Regions from separate parts of the Mus musculus genome. Here region 2 is linked to region 1. A link is a contact called in ENCODE POLR2A ChIA-PET data. All regions are on one chromosome and are shown on one strand. The core of a region is the stretch at or near the end of the contact, and the rest is flanking DNA. Distances in the headings are between cores, read along the strand shown.

Region 1 (4,174 bases), core at 584-3,083:
CTCTTTCAAAGTAGGTCAGTGGGTCTTCCACGGCCCTCCCAAGTCAGCATTACAAGACTTGCCACTGCCAGCCTGTAGCTCAACGGCTCTGACTACCCTCTACTGGGCCCTGCCACAAGCTTTCTTTAATGTAACGAGGAGAATCCGATCAGTGTCAGACACAGACGCAAACGGTCCATAATCCTTGTTCCACTGAGTCAAGAGGTCTAACTCCACACTGAGCCCTGAGCCTACTCCAACTAGGTTCAAGGTTACTGCTGCATCTTGCAGGCTCCCCCATGGCCAGGACCTGCCTGACTCTGGCCACTGCCTGGTCCAGAGCTCTTTTCTTTACACTTCACACAAGGCTCCTGTCAGACAGCCAACGGGGGCTGTGGAGATGGCTCAGTGAGTAGAGTGCTTGCTATTCAAGAACAAGGACCTGCGTTTGGATGCCTGACACCCACATAAAAGCTGGGCATGGTGCCGCGCATCTGTAAACCCAAAGCTGTGGGGTGGAGACAGGTGGATCCTGGAAGCTCATTGGACAGCTAGTCTAGCGAGAATGGTGAGCCCTAGGTTTAAAAAAAAAAAAAAAAAAGTCATGTGTTGTGGAGTACATCCATATGATCTAGGGCTGACTGGAGTAGCCTTAGTGTTAAGAGGCCAGATTGCAGCCAGGGGCAGCCCAGAGTCCCAAATTCTCACAGCCAACCCACAGACCCCAGTCTAGCCACAGCAGGTCCTACTAATAAGCAATAAGTCAGTGGAGAATCATCATGTCCCATTCCCCCTTCATAGGGCAGACCAGAGCCAGAATAATGTAGTCACTCGACTTACAGTGAGGGAGTGAGGACTTGGGCTCCTTTAGGCAAAACTACCAAGACATGGGCAACCCTGAACCGAACACTACAGTTGAAGCAAACGCTTCCCACAGGTGACACAGAGCTAGGGTCTCCACAGCGGGTTTCTGTCTTCTACAGGTGAACCCTACATTGCCTCACTCTGGAACCGGCTCTGCTTGAGCTACGGGTCTTTTCTGGAGAGTCCGCAGCTCTAGAAGTTTCTATTTTTGCCATCGCCGTTAATATTTTACACATCCGAAGTCACACTCTCATCATGCTCAAATTAACCTACTTTCTGGCTCCTTACTGTGCTACCGAGGCGGCAGACTGGGTTCCTAAGGCAGCCCCAGCCCCCCAGTGGGGCACAAGCACAGTTACGGGGGCTGACTTTGATTCCCTTAAGTAGGTCATTCTCTAGTTCTCCCAATACTGTTCCAAAGAAACGGAGTCAGCAAGAGCCTGCCTTCTTTCTCCCTCCGGGGAGGACCCACTGAGCAATCCTTCCCCTCCCGGGCTCCCGCTGAGATCTGCGAGTGCCTCGGCTCTCTAAAAGGAGCCCCGAGAGTTGGGTCTGACAATAAGCTCCTTTCATGGACCTGGACCTGTCAAAAAGCGGCAAGAGCCCACCCTTGGGACGGGATTTCTTTCATGGGTTGGTTGGGGAGATGGGATGGGAAAGGCCAAGTCTCTAGCGTGCCAGCCAAGCCTGCAGAGAAGAGCGAGGGCCCAAGTAAGCCACTACTGGAACATACATCCTGGTTTTGTAGGGACACAACTCCAGGGCTCCCTCTGGAACTGCATTGATGCCTCCTCACAAACCTGTTTCAGAAGGAGAGAGTCATGAAGCTAGCTCCCAAGCAGATAGGATGTTCCCTAGATGATACATGGGAAGTAACTGTTAAAAGACTTAAAATGCAAGGGCCAGAGCCCCAAAGACAGCCAGCCAGCCACTGGTACAACAGCAGTCTGCGATGTGGGCGTGCCCCTGCCTGGGAGCTCTGGTCTGGGTGGGGGCAGGGCAAAAGGGCCTATTCTTTCCCAGCGTCCCTCAGCTGCTCCCAGCAGACATTCCATCAAGATGACTCTCGCTAAGGGCGGGGCAGCCTGTAATGGCTGCTTGGCCAGCTGCCACCCCTTCACCAGAGATTGATCAAGATAAACAGGCCTTCCCATCTAGGGCTGGAGGAAAGGCTGCAGGCTGCAGTGAGGAGGACACGAAGTGAGGGAGGCGAATGCCACTGCAGGCGCAGTTCGCTCTTCTGGGAAGGTGGACTCACCAGAATCACAGAGTCTCCGCAGGCCAGCAGGAGGGCTCGCCTTCCCACCTCCTGTACTCCCTACACATCGACAACAAGCCCTCAATAGCACAGAGCAGGGCAAATGGGCCTCAAGGCCTGACCAACTTGGTCCCTAACAGCACATTCCGGCTTCCTCTCTAACATCTGGAAGTGGCAGGCTGGTTTTGACCCATCTCATGTAACCAGAAACATATACAACATGCAGCACTGAGGAGCCGTGGCTTGAGAAAGGACCAGACTGACCCAAGTCCTTAGAACTTTTAAGTGTCGACACTAAACCCAGCTCACTCAATACCCAGCCCGAGCCTCGATGAGCTGCCCGGGGTTCTGTCAGCTACATCTTGAAACCAGCTGTCTCCTGCCACTTACTTGCCAGCCCTAGGTCATTCTCTCTGCCCTCTAAGCTCACAGGCTCTGTCCCAGCATGCACTCTCATCCTAACAGACACTAACAGACAAGGTTAGTCACACGTAAGACTTTGCAAAGTCCCTAGTTCTCCTGAGACGTGGGGGACACTGCTGAGCTGGGAGATGTTCCCTCCCATCTCAAGCCCCAGTGAACAGCGAGTCTGCCCCTCCTCTCACAGGCCCCAAGTCCCCCCCCCCCCCCCCCCCCCGCTTCTGTAGGGCTGTGGAATGGACAACAATGCATAGCCCAGGCTGGCCAGCCAGTAAATGCTGCAGACAGGAGAGCGAGACAGCAGCTGGTGGAAAGAAAAGACGGCTAGCTCGGTTGATCCCAAAGCCACAGGAATTACGGGTATGCTGGAGAAAGAGCTTGCTGAGGACCACATGCAGGCCCCCTAGGACCCAGGGCTTCTGGCTTTCCTGCCACCTTCCAGGAACTAGAACTCATGTGAGCCAAGGAACAGAAGAGGGAGCAAAGCCACAGCATCTTAGGGTTCAGAAGGGATCCTGGTCTTTGTGCCAGTGGCGAGTGAAGGCAGGGACTCTTCAGGACAACACTTCACCTCAGAGGACACTTAGTTCTGTTCCTTGGCCTCCTAAGGTTCCTTACTCCTCAATGGAAGGGCAACCGCAGCCTACCAGGTATCCATACAAAGTACAGTCTATGCTCAACTTTCCTATCGTTCTAATAACAAGGCCTAGGTAGATGCTGGTGATAGGTTACGTTCACAGCTTAGGGACACTCTACCTTGCACGTATCTATCTATCTATCTATCTATCTATCTATCTATCTATCTATTTAGGTGGGGGTAGGTTTGGGGTCGGCCTCACTATATAGCCCTGGCTGTGCTGGAACACACAAAGCTCCACCTGCCTCTGCCTTCCAAGAGCTGGGAAATTTTCCAATTTTCCCTTAATCCCAACACTCAGGAGGCAGAGGCAGGTGGATCTCTAAGCTCAGGCCTAGGTTGGTTTACAAAGTGAGTTCCATAACATCCAGGGCCACACAGAGAAAGCCTGTCTCAAATCCCATTCCTGTAGATCTTCCCTTTATATTCTCCATACTCTCTTCTCACGTCTCCTAACAATATGTTCTCTGGCCCAGCTCAGCTCAGCTTCTCCTGTCACCAACTGCCCGCCCACCCCCCACTCTTCTGTCTCCTGGAACTACTTCAATGCCACTCCTGAATTCTACTCCCCAGCTCTCAGCTTCCGCTGGCTTTTATATTCTCTCCTAGTCCCAGAACTCCAAGAGGCAACTAACACTGAAGGGCACAGGGTCCTTTAAAAGGTCCAGGCACATAAAATAAATCCTACTAAACTCCCACCCCAAGTTTGATTTACTCACTTCATGTTATGTGTGTACCATGTGCGTGCCTGCTGCAGTGGTCAGAACATGTGTACCATGTGCATGCCTGCTGCAGAGGTCAGAACATGCTTTGGGTCACCTGACACTGGATTTAGGGATGGTTGTTGGAGCTGGGAACTGAACCAAGGTCCTCTCCAAGAGCAGTAAATGCTCTTAGCCACTGAATCATGTCTCTAGCCCTTTACAGAAATGGCACTCGAGGCAGTGTGACGATGCACTAGGGCTGAGGACTGATGTGCCCGACTCAGGGGAGGTCCAGCTATCCAGGAAAGTCAT
Region 2 (4,293 bases), core at 770-3,269, 190 kb after region 1:
AAGCTCTGGAGAGGCACCCAGTTGGCAGATTTCAGAGTAAGTGGGGAGGAAGGCTGTGGAGGAGACTCTTCCAGGGGGAGATGAAAGGAGGTGGGGGGGGTACAGAAGGGGTGCAGTGGTGTGGAGAAGTGGGGAGAAACGGGAGAGTGCAGGAAGGGGTGGAGAAAGGGAGAGGGGAAGGAAGAGGAAGGGGGTGCAGCTCTTGTCAGTTGAGGAAACTGGAGTCAACAGGTTGAATTACACTGCCAGTAACCAAAGTGCTCCCCAGGGGCAAAAGGGAGGGAGGGGTAGGCAAGACTGACAAGTCCAGGACTGGGGGAACTGTCCAAGGTGAGCCATGACCCTAAGGTGTGCGCTAAACCCGCCCTAAGGGAAGGGTGGGTCCCTCCCCTGAGGGCCTCGGCTTTAGCTTAGGGGGTTCCAGGCAGAAGAGAGTCTGTCAGCTTTAGCAGGCTCACTACAGAATCTGGCAAGCCAGAGGACACAGCTAAGCGTTCCCTTTTGGCAGGGCACTCCAGGCCAGAGTCAGGGCTGCAGACCTCAACTTTGGGTGAGGCTGGCTGCCTCCACCACCCCCAACCCCCGAAATCTTTCTTTCTCTGGCTGTACCAGAAACCCGCCTCCAAATCCAGGACCACCAGAAGTTGGCCTGAGGCTGAAAAGAGAATCTTCTACCCAGGCAAGGAACCACTTCCAAAGGACCAGTCACTTGTCTCTGTGGCTGGGACCGGCCACTCTGTAAAACTCCTAGGAATGCTGAGAGCCCAGTTCAGCCACAGGACCAGCATTCCACTCCACTCCCTTTCTCCTTCCCAAGAGCAGCGACCCTCGACCCTTGACCCTTGACCTGGGAGTACCCAGGCTGGTTCCAGGACACACAGCACCTAAGCAAGAAGCTGTCAAAGCCTTAGGCCTCTACCCTCTTCTGTCTACACAATCAGGGGCAAGATTATGGGATTCTCCGACCCAGCCTGGGCGAACCAGCCACCAGAAAACCAACACCATCACTCCGCTCTCATCACTCAATGCTCCTGGACAACCATACTAACCACTGTCATGCCCCTATCGGTCCCCTCCCCACTCCACCCTCTCCCTCCCGGAAAACAAGGCGGAATCCAGGGCTAAGGGCCGAGGCCAGCCCCCAAAACCACCTCCAGGAATGTGACGGAAAAGACCATCATCCCTGTCCTAAAAAACAGGGCAAGACTATTCTGGAGAGCTTCAAAAAGTTCTGTCCCCCGTCCCCCCCCCCCCCCCCCGAACCAAAGCTGCGAAAATGTGCTCTGGTGTTCCCACAACTTCAAGCATTCTTGTGCGTGCCATGGATCAAAGGTTTTCCTTACACTTAAACAGCGGCCAATTTGAATAATCTTGGGTGTGTTGGGTTTGTTGTTGTTTTTTTTTTTTTTTTTTTTTACTTTTTTTTTTTTTAATGCACCAGAGGTTTTCACAATCTGATGAAAACTTTTATAGACCATGCAAGTTTGTCCTTAAAGTCCCTGACTGAGACCAAGGCTAGGAGCGCAACAACACCTGCCTGCTGTGTGCGCCCAGAGAGAACTAGCTAGGCGGAGTGCGCCCCGCCCTCGAGGTTTCCCTCGGGCCACATTGAAGGGCGCCACCGCAGCTCCCGGGGCGCCTCGTCGTCGCCTCCCTGCCTCCTTCGCGCGCAGCACCCCGACAGCCCCGAAGTTCCACCGCCGCGCAACCCGCTTTGCCCGCTGTCCGGCGCTGCGCGCTCACCCGCCGTAGTGCGCCTTCAGACGGACGCGGCCGCCGCTCCGGTCCATCTTGGGGTCCGTCCTGCTGGGCATGGCGCACTCAGCCAGCCGCCGTCAGCGCTGCTTCCAGGGCGCTCCGGCCATGGCTAGCGGCCCCGGAGAAGGGCCGGGTTGCCAGGCGGGGCAGACGGCGGAACGCGGAAGGGAGCGCGCGGAAGGGAGCGCGCAGCACGGGACAGACGGCACCCGCCTCGCCAACTCCGCGGAACTTGGGCGGTGCGCGGAGCTGGGGGCACACTGGATGGGGGCGGAACCTGGCCATCGAGACGGCCAATCCACGAGGCGGGAGGCACCTGTGGCCAATGAGGGCTCCCCGGGGCCGCCACCTGGGCCAATCCTCGGGGGGCCGCGCGGCCGCGGCCCAATAACCAGAGTGCAGGATGAACTACCTGTCGGGCGCGGCCCTGGGCCAATGGGAGCGCGCACGTAGTGGCTTTGCCCGGCAACGGGCGGCGACCCGAATAGTCCAGGGACAGTCAGGCCACTCCGCCCCGTGCTTCTGAGTCTGCTGGGTCTGTTGTGCTGAAAGCCGGGCAAACTTTTTGGAGGTGCGGGTTGTCCGATGTTTTCAGACCTTCGGAGTACGAACTCCAGCTGTCCGCAGCGTCCCCGAGGTTGCGAGGAGCTGAGCAACTCCTCAAAGTGCGAGCTGGTCTGGCCCTCCGGTCCCAGCCCTCCCAACTTCAGGGGCATCCCGCATCCCCAGCCAGGAGGGCCTGTCTTTATTCGCCGCCTCTGCACCAGTTAGCTTCTCCGCCGAACAGATCTGGAGAATCGTAAGGTCTTCTTAGCCCTTCGCTTTACATTCCACACGCGTGCCTGGTTCTTCTTGGTGCCAGGCACTGAGGTGACGCTGGAGGGCTGAAAAGACGCAGCGGCCCTGATCTTACATCCCGCGTTCTCTCTAGAAGACACCTATTGGCAGCCACCTGGTCATCTTCAGATGCCTTTTTGTTTGTTTTGTTTTTTGAGACAGGCTTTCTCCGTAGCTCAGGCTGCCCTAGAGCTCTCTCTGTAGACCAGGCTGGCCTTGACCTCAGAGATCCACCTTCTTCTCGCTCCCAAGTGCTGGGATTAAAGGCATATGCCACCCCCGCAGGCTTTAAGTGGCTTTTAAACACTTTAATCTTAAAAATAATTTTTAAAAAAATGGTGGCATGCCTACAATCTCAATATTAGAGAAACGGAGGCTGTAGCCAGCCCGGTAATCCCCAGTAATGCCTCAGATAATTTTTCAAAACCCTTTGAACTCAAACCTGGTTCTCTGCACCTCTGTAGCTTCTGTCATGGCTATTAGCACTCCTTGTCCTCACCCGCCCAGGCTCCTAAGTGCTGAGATTCCAGATGTGTGTCACACTGAGTTCACAGACATATTTTTGTTTATTTTAGCGTTGGGAAATGGACGAAAGTTTTTATTTTAGGTGTATGACTGTTGTTTTGCCAGCATGTGTAGTCCTGTGTATTTGCACACCTCATGGGTGCAGTGCCCTGGAGAGGTTAGAAGAGCTCTGGGCTCACCCTGGAACTGGAGCAAGTTGTGAGATGCCATGTGGGTGCGTGGCAGGTCCTCTGCAAGGTAGCTGGTGAACCCTTAATCCTCCTGCCACACAGTCTTCCAAGCGGTTAAAATGACAGCCTGAGTTAGGCTGTGCTGCTTGGACTTTTACTTACTTTTCTGCTTGTCTGGTTGTCTGTCTCTGTGTAGCTATGTACCTGTGTATCCCATGCTGTCCTGGAACTAACTCTGTAGTCAAGGCTAGTCTCAAGCTCAGACTGCTTGTCTTCCCCCGCCCCCGCCCCCGCCCCCCCCAACATGCCGAGATTAAAGGCGTGCTCTACCATGTCCAGCTTAACCCTTAACAGCAACAGATTCAGCCAGGGTGTTGTTCTCCAAGGCTATGTCTACCTTTCTCTGGTCACAGCCTTTACATTTTACTTTTTATTGTTTTCGTTTGTTTGTTTTGTTTTGTTTTGTTTTAAAGACAAGGGCTCCCTACCCTCCACTGAGTGCCCCCAAGACCTCACATACCCCCACGCATTCTCACAGTTTCTGCATATCCTCACAATCTACAGTGCATCCTCCCTTTGAGTTCACTAAGACCCGTTTGTTGGCCTAGCCTCCCTCTCTGTGCTGGGATTATGACACAATGTCCAAGTTCTTAAAAAACAAAAAAACAAAAACAAACAAGTCAGCCCTTGCTGGGGTTGTAGTCTAGTGTTTTAAAAGCCTTTGGTTGGGGCTGGAGAGATGGCTCAGTGGGTAAGAGCACCGACTGCTCTTCCGAAGCTCCTGAGTTCAAATCCCAGCAACCACATGGTGGCTCACAACCATCTGTAGTGAGATCTGATGCCCCCTTCTGGTGTGTCTGAAGACAGCTACAGTGTACTTAGATATAATAATAAATAAATCTTTAAAAAAAAAAAGCCTTTGGTAGAAACGGGAGAGATGGCCCAACAGTAAAGAGTAGGGGTTGCCCTTCCAGAAGGGGTCTCTATTCCTAGCACCCACACC

Evidence for each region. ChIA-PET counts read pairs that join two places held with the same protein, here RNA polymerase II (POLR2A).
Region 2: POLR2A ChIA-PET joins it to region 1 with 11 read pairs in embryonic stem cell. The contact joins the promoter of Prkcz here to the enhancer-like site in region 1. POLR2A ChIA-PET finds 5 or more read pairs at or near these places in 2 of 5 experiments (Patski and embryonic stem cell).

What each region holds. Positions count from the first base shown.
Region 1 is chr4:155,171,743-155,175,916 of GRCm38, forward strand. The region is part of intron 1 of Ski (ski sarcoma viral oncogene homolog (avian)); the gene reads right to left. Among named protein-coding and RNA genes, the nearest start is that of Ski, 49 kb to the right of the region's middle. Within about 2 kb of position 1,834, at least 1 of the 3 ENCODE cell types and tissues checked has a DNase peak (open chromatin) inside an H3K27ac peak, as active enhancers do.
Region 2 is chr4:155,359,409-155,363,701 of GRCm38, forward strand. It overlaps Prkcz (protein kinase C, zeta), which reads right to left and starts at 2,020. Exons shown (of 18, transcript NM_008860.3): 1 at 1,744-2,020. The coding sequence starts at 1,814.